Regions from separate parts of the Mus musculus genome. Here region 1 is linked to region 2. Evidence: chromatin loops called from intact Hi-C (ENCODE). Cell type or tissue: heart. All regions are shown on one strand. Links, peaks and the distances in the headings refer to the core of each region. The heading gives the core; the rest is flanking DNA.

Evidence for each region. Hi-C counts contacts between places; a loop is a spot of excess contacts. Peaks named below come from ENCODE experiments on the same cell type or tissue, not always from the same donor. Only the 100,000 strongest peaks of a DNase experiment are listed, where the experiment ranks them.
Region 1: a loop joins it to region 2, with 2.8 times the contacts of the local background. A loop is called at or near these places in 4 of 42 quality-filtered maps.

Annotation. Positions count from the first base shown.
Region 1 is chr4:133,193,733-133,200,958 of GRCm38, reverse strand. Wasf2 (WAS protein family, member 2) reads right to left here. Exons shown (of 9, transcript NM_153423.6): 8 at 6,052-6,563; 9 at 2,629-5,242. The coding sequence ends at 5,085. It overlaps Mir7017 (microRNA 7017), which reads right to left and starts at 5,304; the gene lies at 5,243-5,304. In heart, for the core only: no CTCF peak of the experiment used is centred there; DNase peaks (open chromatin) are centred at 1,978, 2,148, 2,918, 3,908 and 1 weaker place; H3K4me3 peaks cover 1,316 bases; H3K27ac peaks cover 3,489 bases.
Region 2 is chr4:133,071,196-133,078,421 of GRCm38, reverse strand. Ahdc1 (AT hook, DNA binding motif, containing 1) reads right to left here. Exons shown (of 7, transcript NM_146155.3): 7 at 312-1,435. Among named protein-coding and RNA genes, the nearest start is that of Gm26615, 8.6 kb to the left of the region's middle. In heart, for the core only: no CTCF peak of the experiment used is centred there; DNase peaks (open chromatin) are centred at 3,271 and 3,991; H3K4me3 peaks cover 764 bases; H3K27ac peaks cover 2,407 bases.

The DNA.
Region 1 (7,226 bases), core at 908-5,907, 120 kb before region 2:
CTGGCAGGGTAGGTGCGGCAGGTAAGATCTCAGAGCGGAAACCTTAGACACTGGCACTCCTCAGCCTGCTGCGGGGTGGATCGTTGAGCAGCGTAAATGGCATAGCAGCAGGCAGGGTTAGGCAGCTCAAAGCACCTCTCTTGTCCACTGGGGACCTCGCACACTTCGCATGTGCTGCCTATAGCAGGTAGTGGGCACTCCGGTAAATGTCCATTTTTCCCTAGTTCCAGGAGGCGAACCGACTCGCACAGTGTCAGGGCTTTCTTCCCTGTGTGGCAGCAGTGGAGACAGCATCCAGGCACAGGCCTCTAGTTTCCCAGAACCACACTCCTTCCCTCCCGTTCCTCCAAGGGCGGCTCCGACACCATTTTGTCTTCTGCCAGGGCGGGCGTCTGGCTGCCTGTCAGTCACCAGCTCTGGCGGCCAAGTGCTGACTAAACACAGGCCGCGCGGGAGGGGAGCGAGGGGTTCTGTGCCCCCTCCCCGGCACCCCACCTCCAGCGATGAGCTCAGAGTGGCTGGCGCAGCACTTGCTGACAATTCAAAAACTTCTGCCCCCTCTCCCGCGATGCCCGTGGGTGACTCTGTGAACAGCAGGCGTGGTGACCCACGGCCCATGGCGCCCCCCTCACCAAACCCCCCGATTCTGCTCCCTGTCGTCTCCCCGGGCCACCCCACTGTGTCTACTGGGCCTGGATCTGGGTGTCTGCTCATAAATTACCCCTAGGGACAGTAACCCACAGCTGTGCTTCCAACAACCGTTGCTTCCTGGGTAGGTCATTTTGGGGGGTCAGAATGCAAACCCAGCCCCCTCAGTCTTCCTCAGGCAGGCAAGAGATGGGGCTTGGAGCAGTCCAAAACCTTTTTATCGGATTCCATTGTGAACGGTTCTATTTAAGGTAAGTTGCTTGGGTCTGTGAGGCAGACAAGATGCCGGCCAGATGTTGGAAGGCGGCATCAGCATTCAGTGTGCGCCTCTCCTGCCTGGTGCAAGGAGCTGTGGGCAGCCAGCTCTAGGGCTGTCCTCACAGAAGGGGACCTGTGCCTACAAACTAGCCAGAGGCCTCCTGCCTTTGAAGCCCACCCATGCTGGACCCCTTACAGAGTCCCTCACCCACCTGTGGCCTGCAGAGTTGCTTACCTTCTCCCACGAAACACACACACACACACACACACACACACACACACACAGACACCAAAGGTGACTGAGTGACTACAAAGACTTTATCAAATGATTGAAAAGGTTGGCATTTAAAGTATTCATGCGCGTACATAAGAGTTACATGGAATCTTCAGGTTATTGGGAGTACAAATGGGGTACACACAATAAACCCGGCAGGGAAGCAAATGAAACCAGACTTGAAACAACAACAATTTGGCTGTCCTAGCCAGGCATGGCTGAGGCAGGGGTCAGGAGGTCAAGGCCATCTTCAACTATATAGTAAGGTCAAGGCCTGCAGATCTACCTGAAACCCTATCTAAAAATAAAAAAATAAATAAAAAATTGTGGGGTGTGGCTTCACTCCACTGCTCAGGTCCCACCTCCCAACCTTTGGGAAGAAAGGGTCTATTTTTAGACAGTATTCCCTCTATGCATTAGCTAGCAGAAATCTTGATATGGGAAACACCAAGAGCCTATTGGAATAGGTCCTTATAAATATATTTCTATCAGAGAAAACAAGGCACTTCGGGAACATGATAGCTTTCTCTCCTATGTGTACATCATTCTAGGCAGAAGGTAAAAATTGGTTAGTTTCTCAAGTCAGTTAACTGAAGCAAGTTAATAATACAGGAGCAGAGCAGAGCTGTTCTCAGCCCTCACGGAGGCCCTAGGAAAGTGATGGAGGCAGGAAGCACAGCAGAGGCACCTCTCTGGGTAACACCTGGTCCCAGGTCCAATGGGCACCAGCCAAGCTCAAGGCTTAATCCCCCCTCCCCCAGAGGCTGACACGTCGGAGTTGGAGCTCCTGGCCCTGGTATGGTGCTTCCCTCCCCAGGCCCTGAGGTCAAGTCAGGGGCTGCAGCAGGAGGCAGTGCTAGCGCAGAACAGGGACACGGTGGGAATGCTTAAGCAGGGTCACCAAAGCCACAGAGACCTCAATCTGTCCAAGCTGGCGCTATAGAGTCAGAGGATCGGCGCCACGGGAAGAGATTTCACATTAGCCCTGACAACACCGCCTCGGCTCTGCGGTGACATTGGCCAGGGTCGTTTCTGAGGGCATTCAAGCCTCCACTGGAGACGAGCTGCAGCTTGGGCCAGCTGCTCTGAGCCTCCAAGGGATCCCCCGCCCCCTCCCCTGGAATGAAATCATTTCACAACCAAGGCAAAGCTACAAGTCACTCCTGACACTAGCAATTGCAAGCTGGGCCCCTGGGCTCCAGGAATGGGGGCAGCCCCCCTGGGCCAGGCAGACTGGGAAGGGACGTGGCTCCTTGGCCTCACGCTTAAGAGTCCTTATGGGCCACTGCTTTATAGTCTTACCAGCCTCAGCCCAGTTTAAATAGTCACTAAACTTGGTATTCTACGCTTACGGGATTCCACAAACACACCCACCTGCACTGGGTTCTTTATTATTTTAAAGGGCTCTGGGTTTAAAAGAAGCATGCTTAAAAAAAAATTTTTTTTTTGGGTACACATATGCCTAAGTAGAGCCTAGAGGACCTCTCAGCTGACTGGGTCCCCAGCCCCCCAAGCTGAGGAGGCTCTGCAAGGCCGGCTGCTACAAAGCGCAGAGCTTGGCTGCATGGATTTTAATGAGAGCGTCAGGCGGAGCTGTGCTGTTGCTCTCCGGGACTTGCAGATCATTACCAAACCAGCTGTAGGATGAGAACACAGCACATCGAAACCCTAGGAGGTCACTGAGCTAATGATCTAATCCTACCTTCCGCAGACAGGGCCCCTCCCCAGCTCCTCCCGCCCCCAGTCTTTCCTGGTGGACTCTGTCCATTCCAGAAGCCAGGCCAATACCGCCCCTTCAAGGTCGGAACAGAACCACAGTGAGCGGCTCTGGCTCCCCTTTCTCGGAGAGCAGGAGGGGAGTAATTTAGTAAAAACCATTAGGCCCAAACCCTGGCCTGGCCAGGCCCCAGGACTTCTATTTGGAAGGACCACTGCCCTCCCCTGCCTCTCCAGCCCCCGCTGGGCTGCAGCCAGGGTACCATCAACAGCCATGTTAAGGTTCTGATGAAAAAGCACCTTCAGCTTCTAAGGCACGGGGTGGGAAACATGCACAGCATGGAGTTGACTGCCAAACCCGGTGCCAGACACTGGATTTGGGGGGTTGGGGGGGGGGCAGGCCACGGACACATGGAGACACGGAGCACTCTGGAGTGGCCACAGCAGGAGGGCCTGCTGGCACCTGGTGCTTAGTCCCTACCTCTGAGTTCAAGAAAGGAGGCAGAGGGGAGGAACCCAGCAAGTGCAGGCAGCAGAGCCATGATTGCACTCTCCTCAAGCCGGAGGGGTTTATGAGGGCTTTGGCAATTACTACAACCATTTGCTGTGCTGGGTAGAGACAGATCCTGTTTCTCTTTGTTTCAGGCTCTGAAGCCAGAGATTTCAGCACAAGAGGCCACACAATAGTTGGGGCAGTAGAGAAGAAACCTTGCTGCTGGCCAGAGCTGCTCAGTTTTTTTCCTGAATAATAACACCCGTGTATCAGTTCTGGGAAGGGAGGTAAAGGGGGTGGGTCAGCATCATCATGCACAGCAAGGTGGTGAGGCAGGAAGACCCCGTGTCCTTCTGCCTCTCAGCCTTCTCCATGGCTGCCAGGCCCCCCCAGGCAGGTACCTGCAGCGGCTGCCAGCCTGAGGGACTGAAGTTTCTACAGCTGGCACAACCTCTGCTTAAATTGAGGAAACAAAAGGGGGAGGGAGCTGCAGTGAACTGCAAACTGCACCTGCCAAGGCTGGCTGCCCCACAGCTCCTCTCTACACTGCCTCCCCAGCACAGCTCCCATGCCACATGACTGGCTGCAGACAGAAGGGGAAATAAGAGCGGCTTACCAGAGCGGCTGCAGTTAAAGCTGCACCGGAGAGCCCCCCCCCCCCACCTCCCCGCACAGGCCATGAACCCTCCAAATGCAAGGCCGGCATTTGGGAGCTCTGGGGTAGAAGGGAGCCAGGCTGCTCTGCCCAGACTCCAGCAGGTGCTCATTATTTGGTCCCAGGAAACACAGGTGACTTGGAAACAGGAAGCCTGGGCTCTTGTTCTATCACTATCTGTGTGACCTTGAGAGAGTCACTTCTCATCTTGGCCTCAGTACCCTGAACAGGCAGGACCCAAGGTGTTCCACTCTCTTCCAGTCCTGCGGTGCCACACCTTCAAGTTTTGCTCCTGACAGTCAGCAGAGGCCCAGGTCCCTGAGTGTCAGGGCTAGTTTGGTCATGAATATCAGGTTAGAACTGGGCTGTCTTAAGGCACCTGGGGTGAGGAGGGGAATGCAAAGGACACCCAGACCCCACACTCACCCAGAGAGAGCATGGGAGGAAGGCCACACCCTCAGTCTCCAGAAGGGCATCACTTGTGAGACAGTCTTTAGAGGCCTGATGCCTTCTGGAACAAAGGCATCCAGGCAGAGCTAACAGAAGCAAGCCTACCTGCTGCAGAAGGCTGAGTGTGGGGCAGGAGTGTGCCAGTCTACTTGTCAGGGCACAGAAAAGGGACCACCTGCGCCCACACAGGCTGTACCCACTGCTGTGAGACAGGAGGTGGATAACATTATTTGAAGTAGCTAAATGAAAGGGTTTTGACGAAGGCCATGGGTTAAAATGGTTATCAGGGGAAGGCACTATCTCCAGTTGAAACCCAAGCAGAGGGATCTACTGTAGGGTTCTCCCTTCCTGTCACTAGATACGGTCACTTGAGGGAAAGATGGATCAGCTCAGCTGTGGACCCTCAGGAGCCCGCAGGCAGACACGAGGAAGAAGCATATGGTCAGTTGAAGGAAGCACTCGGATAGATCTTTGGCTTTGGCCCCTTGCAGTTCTTTGTCCCTTGCTTTCTTCCCCCCATGAGACTGTTAGTTTGTATGGAGGAAGGCAGGTGGGAGGACTAGAAAGAGGAATGTGGGCAGCAGGCGGAGTTAATCCGACCAGTCGTCTTCATCAAATTCAGAAGAATCATCTTCCGAGTCGCTGTACTCAACAGCGATCCGACGGGACAGGATGGTGGCCACATCATTGCCCACCACATCACGCTTCTCTTGCTCCCGTTGCTCTTCAACCCTTCGCAGCTGAAAGCCTGGAGGGAGAGGAGCAGGGTTAGGCAGGAAGCACAGCCCTAGTCTCACAACCCTCTGGGACTGAGTATCATCAGGACAGGATTATAAAGGACAGAGAAAGATGGATTCCTGAAGAAGCAAGGGAAAAAAAAAAGGAAAGACAGGTCCTGTGGAATCAGCATCTCTGGGTTGTGGACATCTCTGAAAGGAAGCCCGCTGTCCTGCCTGGCTGTGAGCACCAAGGCTTCTGAAGTTAGAGTACCCCCATCAGGCAAGTGCTCAGCCCTAGCTACAGTGGGGCTTGGAGGATTACCAACAGAACAAACCACACCTAACCCTCCGACCAAATCTGATCTCAATGAGTGACAGGAGAGTGGGGAGGGGGGAGGGGGGAGAGGAGGGAGGGGGAAGATGGGTGGCTGGAAGAAGAGAAGGGAAGGAGAGAAAAGAAAGAAAAAGATAGGAAGAAATGGGAGCAGGCAGGGAGGGATGAGAGAGCAGAGAAGACAGCTGCAACCGAGTCTGGCTGAAAAGTTGGCCGATGGGACAGTGACTCATTTTCATCTGGGGATCTTTTCCCAAGAAGATGTATGTAAACACACATAACGTGCTTACTTCAAGGAATTCTAGGGTCCCAGCTTAAAAAGTAATTCACAATCAACAAATAGAGGAAGAACTCTCAATCCCAGTATCTTTCAGGGAAGTCCCACCCTGACCTGGAGGTCTAATCTCTCAGTTGTCTGGGAAAGCTGTCTCCTTGAAAGGGTCAAGATCCTGCCCCAGCATCTCAGCTAAGGGTGCGTGTCCTCAGATCCAACCCTGGCTTTACCTTGGCGAATGGCAGAAAGCAGGTCACTGCGCGCGTCACTCACAGCAGGCAATGAAGACTTGGGCTTGGTGGCCTCAGAAGGTGGTGGTGGTGGTGGTGCAGCAGGCTGGCCATCAGCACCGCTGAAGGGGAGAGGCGGGGGCCCTGGAGGGGGAGGGGGAGGAGGAGGCGGAGGAGCACCTCCAGACGGTTGGGACAAAGGAGGTGGTGGCATTGGGTAGTCAGCTGCTGGTGGTGGGGGAGGTGGTGGAGGAGCAGCAAAATCAGGGTGAGGAGGGAAAGATGGAGGTGATGGGGGTGGAGGGGTCCCAGGAGACCCGAATCCCATCGATGGTAGTGGAGGTGGCACACTCATGGGAGGTGGAGGTGGAGGGGCAGGTGGAGGAGCGAAGCCAGGCTTGGGACCTGGCGGAGAGCTCAGAGGAGGAGCTGGGGGTGGATGGCTTGGGCTGACCATGCTGGTTCTTTTGGGTCCAGCCAAGACAGATCCTCTTTGGTTGTCTGCAGGGTAGCTGAAAGGCCAGAGGGACAAGATTTACCATCACGACCACAGTGCCAACTCCTGCCCAGAGGCAAGCTCTTCTATAAGCTCAGGCCCTTCTTAGTTGACTCCCATTTCGCTCTGCCTCAGACTGATAGAAACAGATCAGCCAAAACAGATCACCAAGGAATAAGCAGCACTATGGGCAGCCTTCCAGGAGAAGGGGACAACTGGAGACTGAAGGAGGCGACTGAGCACCCTGTCATCTAGGAGAAGGGGACAACTGGAGACTGAAGGAGGTGACTGAGCACCCCGTCATCCAGGAGAAGGGGACAACTGGAGACTGAAGGAGGTGACTGAGCACCCCGTCATCCAGGAGAAGGGGACAACTGGAGACTGAAGGAGACGACTGAGCACCCTGTCAGGAAGACTAGCAGAGACAGCAGTTCAGGTCCCCTTTAATCTTTTCAGGAGATGGCTCCTTGAACCCTCCTGGAGAGTGTCCCATGGGTGGCTGTCAGTGTAAACCTCTAGCTAGACCTAAATACATACAAGAAAGAGCTAGAATAAGAATTCAAGCCCTCGTCATCCACTGGGCTCTGTTTCTTACTCTATGAATGCTACTGAATTTGGTAGGGGCAAATGTCCACTTGGAGTTGGAGACAGGGCCTTATTATGTAGTCCAGGTGGGCCT
Region 2 (7,226 bases), core at 915-5,914:
GAAGTCACATCACTCCAGTCCTACAAGATTTGTGGATCATTTCAAAGATTGATATTGCTGGGTGTAGTGGCACATGCCTGTAATCCCAGCTCTCGAAGGATGAAGGCAGGCGGGTCTGAGTCTGATCACATAGAGACACCTAACTCAGTAAAATGAAGACTGGCCTCATAGAATCCCGATTGAGCCCTGGGGCCTAATGGCCAGAGCCAGGACAAAGGAAGAGATTTAGGGGCAGTGCTCTGGGACCTGAGGTGGGATGAGGGCACCAAAAGGAAGAAGATGGACACGGAGCTTACCATGGGGCTCCTCAGGGGACGGAAAGTGGCTCTGGGGGGCCACAGGATGTAGGACAGAAATGGGGACGTGTCAAGCAATGGCTCTGTTGGTGAGAACACTTACTGCTCTTGCAGAGGACATGGATTTGAGTCCCTGCATCTAAATGACAGTGTGTAACTATCTGTAACTGGGGATCCCATGCCCTTTTCTGACCTTCAAGGTCACCAAGCTCACATGCCGTGCACAAACATAGATTCAGGCAAAACATTGGTACACATAAATAAAATAAACAAATCTTTAAAGCTCTAAGCAGTGGGATGGGAGTGCTTAGAGGCAGGGGAGCAGAGGCTGCAGGGAGGGAGATGACACTCAAACACAGGCAGGTGGCAGGACTCAGAGGCAGGGAACCCAGGAACATCCTGAGGTCTCAACTCCTCTCAGAAGGACCAGTGGCTGTTGTCCCCAGTTTTACAAGACACAAGGTTTTTTTTTTTTTTTTTTTTTTTTTTTTTTTTTTTTTTTTTGCTTTTTTTCATTTCTTTTTAATACAAACTTGGATCTTTGGGTGTGTCCTGCCAACAAAAAACAACAACAACAACAGAAGAGAAAACCCAAGAGTGAAAAAGAAAAAAAGAAAAAAGAAAAAAAAAAAAAGCTCCCAAAAGAGGTTCTCCCTCCCGCCCCACCATGCGAATTTGCACACCACGGGACCACAGCAGGTTTACAGAATGCAATATACAATCCACAATTTATAATAAAACAGTATATACAATAAATAGGATATTGTTCATTTTTGTCAAACGACCTGTAGATAAATTTCTCAGTGCACACTTGCAGGGGCTCTGGACACCTCGAAGCCCCGCTCACAACCTCTTGCACACGCGCTCGCTCTCTCGCTCTCTCTTTTTTTTTGTCTTTTTCTAAAACTGTGTTTTGTTTTTAAGTTTTGTACATTTTAAAAAGTATTTACAATTGCTGGTTTTGTGCAGAAAGGGCTCACCTTCGGCTTCTGCGTGGAGGAGATGGGCAGGGAGGGGTTGTAGGGTGGGGTATGGGGCCGCAGGGGGTGCAAGGGGCAGGTGGGAGGCAGAGGGGCAGGTGCTCCTGCCAGAGGACGATGTGGACGCTGGGAGGGGTCTTGGCATTGCTCTTCTGAAAGCTGCAAAGAAGGACAAGAGAAGAGGCGGAAGTCAGCAGCAGTCAGAAACTCAATTTCAAGACCAGGGGGCTGGAGCTGAAAAGGCTTGGCTCAGCTCCTACCAAATCTCTGGAGATGCTAACTACCATTGTTCCTTCTCAAGACAGCCCCCCCCCCCCCAGTGACTTGGGGCCTGCCTTGTGTTCTCTAAGCTCAGTTCCCTAATTTGGTGATGCTTTCTGCTTAGTCTCACGTAGTCCAGGTTAGCCTCAAACTTGCTGTATACCAAGGCTAGGTCTGAGCTACTGATTCTCCTGACTCAGCCTCCGGAGAGCTGCAATTACAAGTGCAATCTCTTCATCTGTAAATGCTCAGAGAGATGAGAGAGGGACTAAAGAAGCTGGCCAGCCTGGTCTACAGAGCGAGTTCCAGAGCTACATAGAAAAACCCTGTCTCAGAAAAACAAAAACCCCACATACACAAACAATGATGGGTCGGAGGAGGGTGCCAGGTCCCATAGGACTGACTAGAGTCTAGACTCTGGAGTTAGAGAAAGAAAGCTAAGTTTACAAGCCAGTGCCACTATTTCAAAGCTCTGTGACTCTCAGAGCTGCTTACCCATCGGAAGCCTTTTGTTGTTGCCAGACAGGGCTCACTATAGAGCTGGCCTCAACTCACTGAGCTCCCACTTGCCCCTGCCTCCTAGGTACTAAGATTGAAGGGTGCCTGCCACTGTGCCTAGCTTAAAAGGGGGATATTAGGAAGGCAGACATGGTGGCCCACACCTGTAATCCCAACACTAAGGCAGATCTTGAGAGTCTGAGGTTAGTCTGGGCTGGAGACAGATTTCATTTAGTAGACTGCTTGACTGGCATATATGAAGCCCTGGGTTTGATCCACAGTATGGAATAAACCAGGTGAGCTGTAGCAGGAGTATCATCCTAGTACTCAGGAGGCACAGATCCTGTTTTAAAAACCCAACCAAAGCTTGGCAGTGGTGGTGCGAGCCTTTAATCCCAGCAATCAGGAGGCAAAGACAGGCGGATTTCTGAGTTCGAGGCCAGCTTGGTCTACAGAGTGAGTTTCAAGACAGCCAGGGCTACACAGAGAAACCCTGTCTGGGAAAACCAAAACTAACCAAACATCAGAGGAGAGTAAAGCAGGGACAACAGGGGTACCCAGCCTAGATCTTGTTGCTGAATCCAGTGGTTTAAGACAGAGGAAGAGTCAACACAGATATGTAATCACTAAAACTATCACTTTTATTATTTTCCTGGGGCCAGACAGGCCTTCCAAACCTCCACGGTGAGAGAAGTTCCAAGGACAGAGGCTTGTGAGGCGGAGCACCACAAGGGGTGAAAGCCTGCTTCTATTTATTTGAATGCCACCTCTCTTCCTAGGCCCCCTCACCCACTCTGCTCCCAGGAGAGAGAGATGAAGGTAGAAAGAACTCATCCAACACAATGCCATCTGTGTTGGTGGAGACACTCACTGCCTTCCTGAAGCTAGCAAACTCCCCAGTCCCCACAGCCACTCGGGTACCTCTTTTCCATAGACAGTTCTGATCACGTGTGTGGAACTTATCTTCTCTACGCAGACCACCAGTCTGGCCCAACCCCCTCACCCAGATCCATAGCTGTGGCTGTAAGGGATGAGATATAGCCAGGACAGGACCAGCTTGGTCATTCCCAGAACCCTGGGCCGTTAGACTGCCTGCCTTTCAGAGGTCTGGGATCCTGGCTCCCCACCCCCAAGTGCGAGACCATTTCCCCCAGAAGAGGAGCAGGGCTGGGGTGCTAAACTGACTTCTAAGTCTCCTCTGTGAGCCACCTGTCCTCCCCCACAGCCGCAGGAGCCAGGCAGCAGCGACAGAAAGCCTCTCTCCCTGTACTTTCTTGGCTTGCCTCTCCAACAGGACCACATTGGCATTCCGCTCAGCCTCAGCTGCTGTCTGCTGGGCAATCAGCCCCAGGGATGACTTTTGTCCTCTGGTTGGACTAGCCAGGACACCCCTGAGAGCCAGGGGCACCAGGTGGGCTCCTGCAGGGAAGGAGAAGCACCCCATTTTGGTGATGAGGCCAGGCAGAGAGAAGCAAAAGGGTTGGTGAGGCCTGAGACATCAGATCTGTACCTCAGTAAGGGGTAGCGGGGAGGACAAGCCGGTGAGTCTGTAAGGTGACAGATGCATCACAATTGGGGCAGTAAGCAGAAAAGCAGCTCTTGGGAGCAGAGGTGCTGCAGGGATGAATGTCAGCTCTCTACAGTTAGGGTGACAAGCTCGACCAATTGCAGAGATGAAGGGAAAGGACCGTGACATGTGGGGTGCCAGGCTCAGCAAGCACTGGGGGCCTCAATCCAGAAGCTGACGTCTCTGCAGTTGAGGGACAGTTGCCAAGATGAACAATCTTCTGGGTAACTAACGGGGAGAGAGGGTGGGCTCCTGCAAACTACTTGGCAAAGTGAGTGATGAAGAACCCCAGTTTTGCCTGCTCCCCCAAGGGCCTAGAGCACAAATCCTGCATAAATCCCCCTCGCTCCCACCCCCACCAGCCCTTAGCCACTGCCAGTGACCCTCTGTAAGCCAGGTCTCCATGGTGATCTCAGCCCAGCAGGCGGTTCCTGCCAGAACCTTCCTTCCCATGGTGCCTGCGGCCAGGCAGCAGGAGGCTTTCTCACCCTCTGCTAAGCTGCCCAGAGCACCTTACCCTTCCCTCCCACTGCCTTCCCAGCTTCTAGGACTTGGCCAGCCAGAGGCACAAGCAGAATCTGGGGGAGGGTGGTGGGTGGGGAAGAATCAAAGGCTGGGGTGGGGGTGTTCTTCGTGCAGGGAGGATGTTATGCTGGGCAGACTGCAGACTTAGCTAGACTCAAGTCCTGAAAACCGAACCAAATGCTAAGGTGCCAGGCAGCCCTGCTGAGGGATTAGGAACAAGGCAGAGAGCACAGTCGCTCTGGATCCACCCTAAAAAGCCTGCTGACGTGGAGGGACAGCAAAGCAGACGCGTCCTAATCCAGGTCATCTGCAGGTAGAGGGTTGTGCCAAGGCAAGGCCTGTGGGGCTCAGGACGAGGAGGAACCCTGCACTCACTGGGAAGGAAGACTGTAGCTCTGAACTTGCTGAGTTCAGAGCTCACTCAGCATGCTGGGATGGCACACACGTGTGGACAAATGGCAGCGTTGTGAAAGGTCTACGGCTGGTCAGCATGTCAGAGTGTCCACCTCAGCTTTCACATGCCTATAGGATGCCTTCTTAGAAGGCCTTGTTACCATAGCTACCAGAGCACTTGCCATTCCCCATGCTGCTCTGCTAGAGCAGGGACCTGTGTGTGGTACACCTCGGAACCCTCAGTTCCAGTATGCACCTGGCCCCAGGACACCAACTGCGTTACTTAGTGGCTCCAGGAGGAACCTTAGAACCACATCCACTGCACCCTCACACTCCAGCAGTTTTAGAGACTTCGGTGGTCTTTGCCTGGGCAGAGATTCAAAGTGCTAGGGATCATATAGAGATCTGGCTGCCCAGAGAACCATTCTCTCTATGAAGGGAGGGTACACTCCTGGTAAGAAACTGTGTACCACACCCACTTCCTGCTAGGGCATGCGCTAAGGCTCGACCTCCGCTCCCTGGTCTATGCCTCCAGAAACGGATTTCAGTGTCAGGTGCGGAAGATGGAGAGGGAGGCCCCTCCCTCTCTGAGCTTCAGTTCTCTTACTGAAAAGCAAGGGCTTGAACAAGTGATGAGACTTTTAGGTGTTCCAGACACAAGGGTCGAAGGGCAAATCAGTCGCCTGAAGACCAAGCTACTTCTCTGGCATTTCATGTTACTGCAGGCCTTTGAGGTACCTCAATGTGTAAGATATTTCTGTGGGGCTTAAACTACACCTGACAGGCAGAAATACCACGAGAGGTTCAGTGAAGGGTCACAGGAGGCTTCCAACTGAGACCAAAGACCTCAGGGTCTGGGGGGCTCCTCCACTTTTCAGGATCGGTGCCTTGAACTTTGGTTCTGAGAGCCCCCCCCTTTGTTGCTGGACACAGAGACCTACAAAACTTGCTGATGGACTAGACAGGCTTCTCATCTGCAGACACCCAATCTGCTGTGAGCATACCACCCACTTTCCAGTTCATCTTGTCCTGAGGTAACAAGTCCTCATCTCCACATTTGTACACTATTACACATATAGATGTGTCTCCAGGGAGGAGGCCTCCCCTCTGAAAGCTACCTGGTCCCGAGAGTGTCGACAGGTTCCCTGACACACCCTTCTGTGTGCCACTTTTAGGATTACTTCCTGAAGATTTAGGCACTGAGCCTTCACCTCTCTCTTTTGGAGACAGGGTTTTCTCTATGTAGCCCTGGCTGGTCTGGCAGTCAAGAGTGCACGTTTCTGCCTCCAGGGTGTTGGGATTAAAGGCAGGCACCGACCACCACGTTCAGGGGACCACCCTTTCCTCTCTTGGTTCTTCCAGGCTATTTCTTGCAGTCTATTTCTTTCACATGCATACATGTGTGCATGCATGTGCACATACACCTGCCATATCCCTCACATGATCAGACATGAGTGAACAGTCCAAAGGAACTGATGGCATGCTGGGGACACTCCTGGACAGGGCAGACAGGTAGGAGACCACAGCGGGTAAGAGAGGGCAACCAGGTGAGGGCAAAGAAAACGAGGGCATATCCTATAAAGACTTCTCTCATGCTCCCTCCTGACTCGGCCTGGTCAGGAAGGGTGTGTGTGTGTGTGTGTGTGTGTGTGTGTGTGTGAGAGAGAGAGAGAGAGAGAGAGAGAGAGAGAGAGAGAGAGAGAGATGGGGCTCAGGCAGAGGTGGATGCTGGGACAGAAGCCCAGATACCCTCTGTACCATGGCAGGCATTCAAGCCGGGGTTCTGTAGACAAGGCTGGAGAGGAAGGATGCAATCAAAAGGTGTGAAGCATGGAGCTGCAAGAACAGATGTGCTTTAATCAATTCATCCAATAAATATTTTAGGGGCTCCAGACACTGTGCATCTAAAAATGCTGAACAGCAAGCACTTTGGCGGCCACCACGGGCAGAATGGACTGGGGTGGGGGTGGGCCAGAGACCCAGGTGGCTGAGTAGGGCTCTCACTGCTGAAATCTCTCATTTGTTAGGCTCCATTTCCAGCCTCAAGGAAGTTCCTGCTGTCTACCCTCCCTCCTCATGTAGCTCACAAGGGCTGGTGTGGAGGATCCGCCTTCTTGCTGGAGAACCCAGCCTCCCCTAGACAGGGTCCTCATGTAGGGTTGAAACAAGCGCATTAGGTTCGTGGTCCATGGTGTCTTGGGCATGGTTTACTGGCCAGTGCAGAGTGGGCTGCTAGTTCACGTGGACTGGACACAGACTGCATCTACTTCTCCAGCACAGGCATCGTGGAACCAAAGATGGACAGACAGTGACGAACCAGACAGAGCTATCCAGGGAAAACCATAACATACTATAAAGTTATAAGGAACGTTCTCAGAGGCTTGGATTTTGGGGAGAAGACTGTGCAAACTGTATAGACGGGGATCTAGCTGACCCAGTAACTACTGAAGGTGCCTAGGAGTGGGGCCGACCTTCTCTCTACACCCCTACCTCTTCCCAGGAGGACTTGATCTAGTGGCTAACATAAAAGCACTGCGATTACCCTGTCTACCATCCATATCCCCAGGTCTGGGGGTGGAATCCAGGGCCTTGTGTGTACACAATAGGCAAACACTCCAACAATCACCTATATCTCCAGGCCCAAGAAGAATTTCAAGGTTTCCAAATGCTTGAGGCCCATACCAGAACACAAGGCTCTTGTCATAG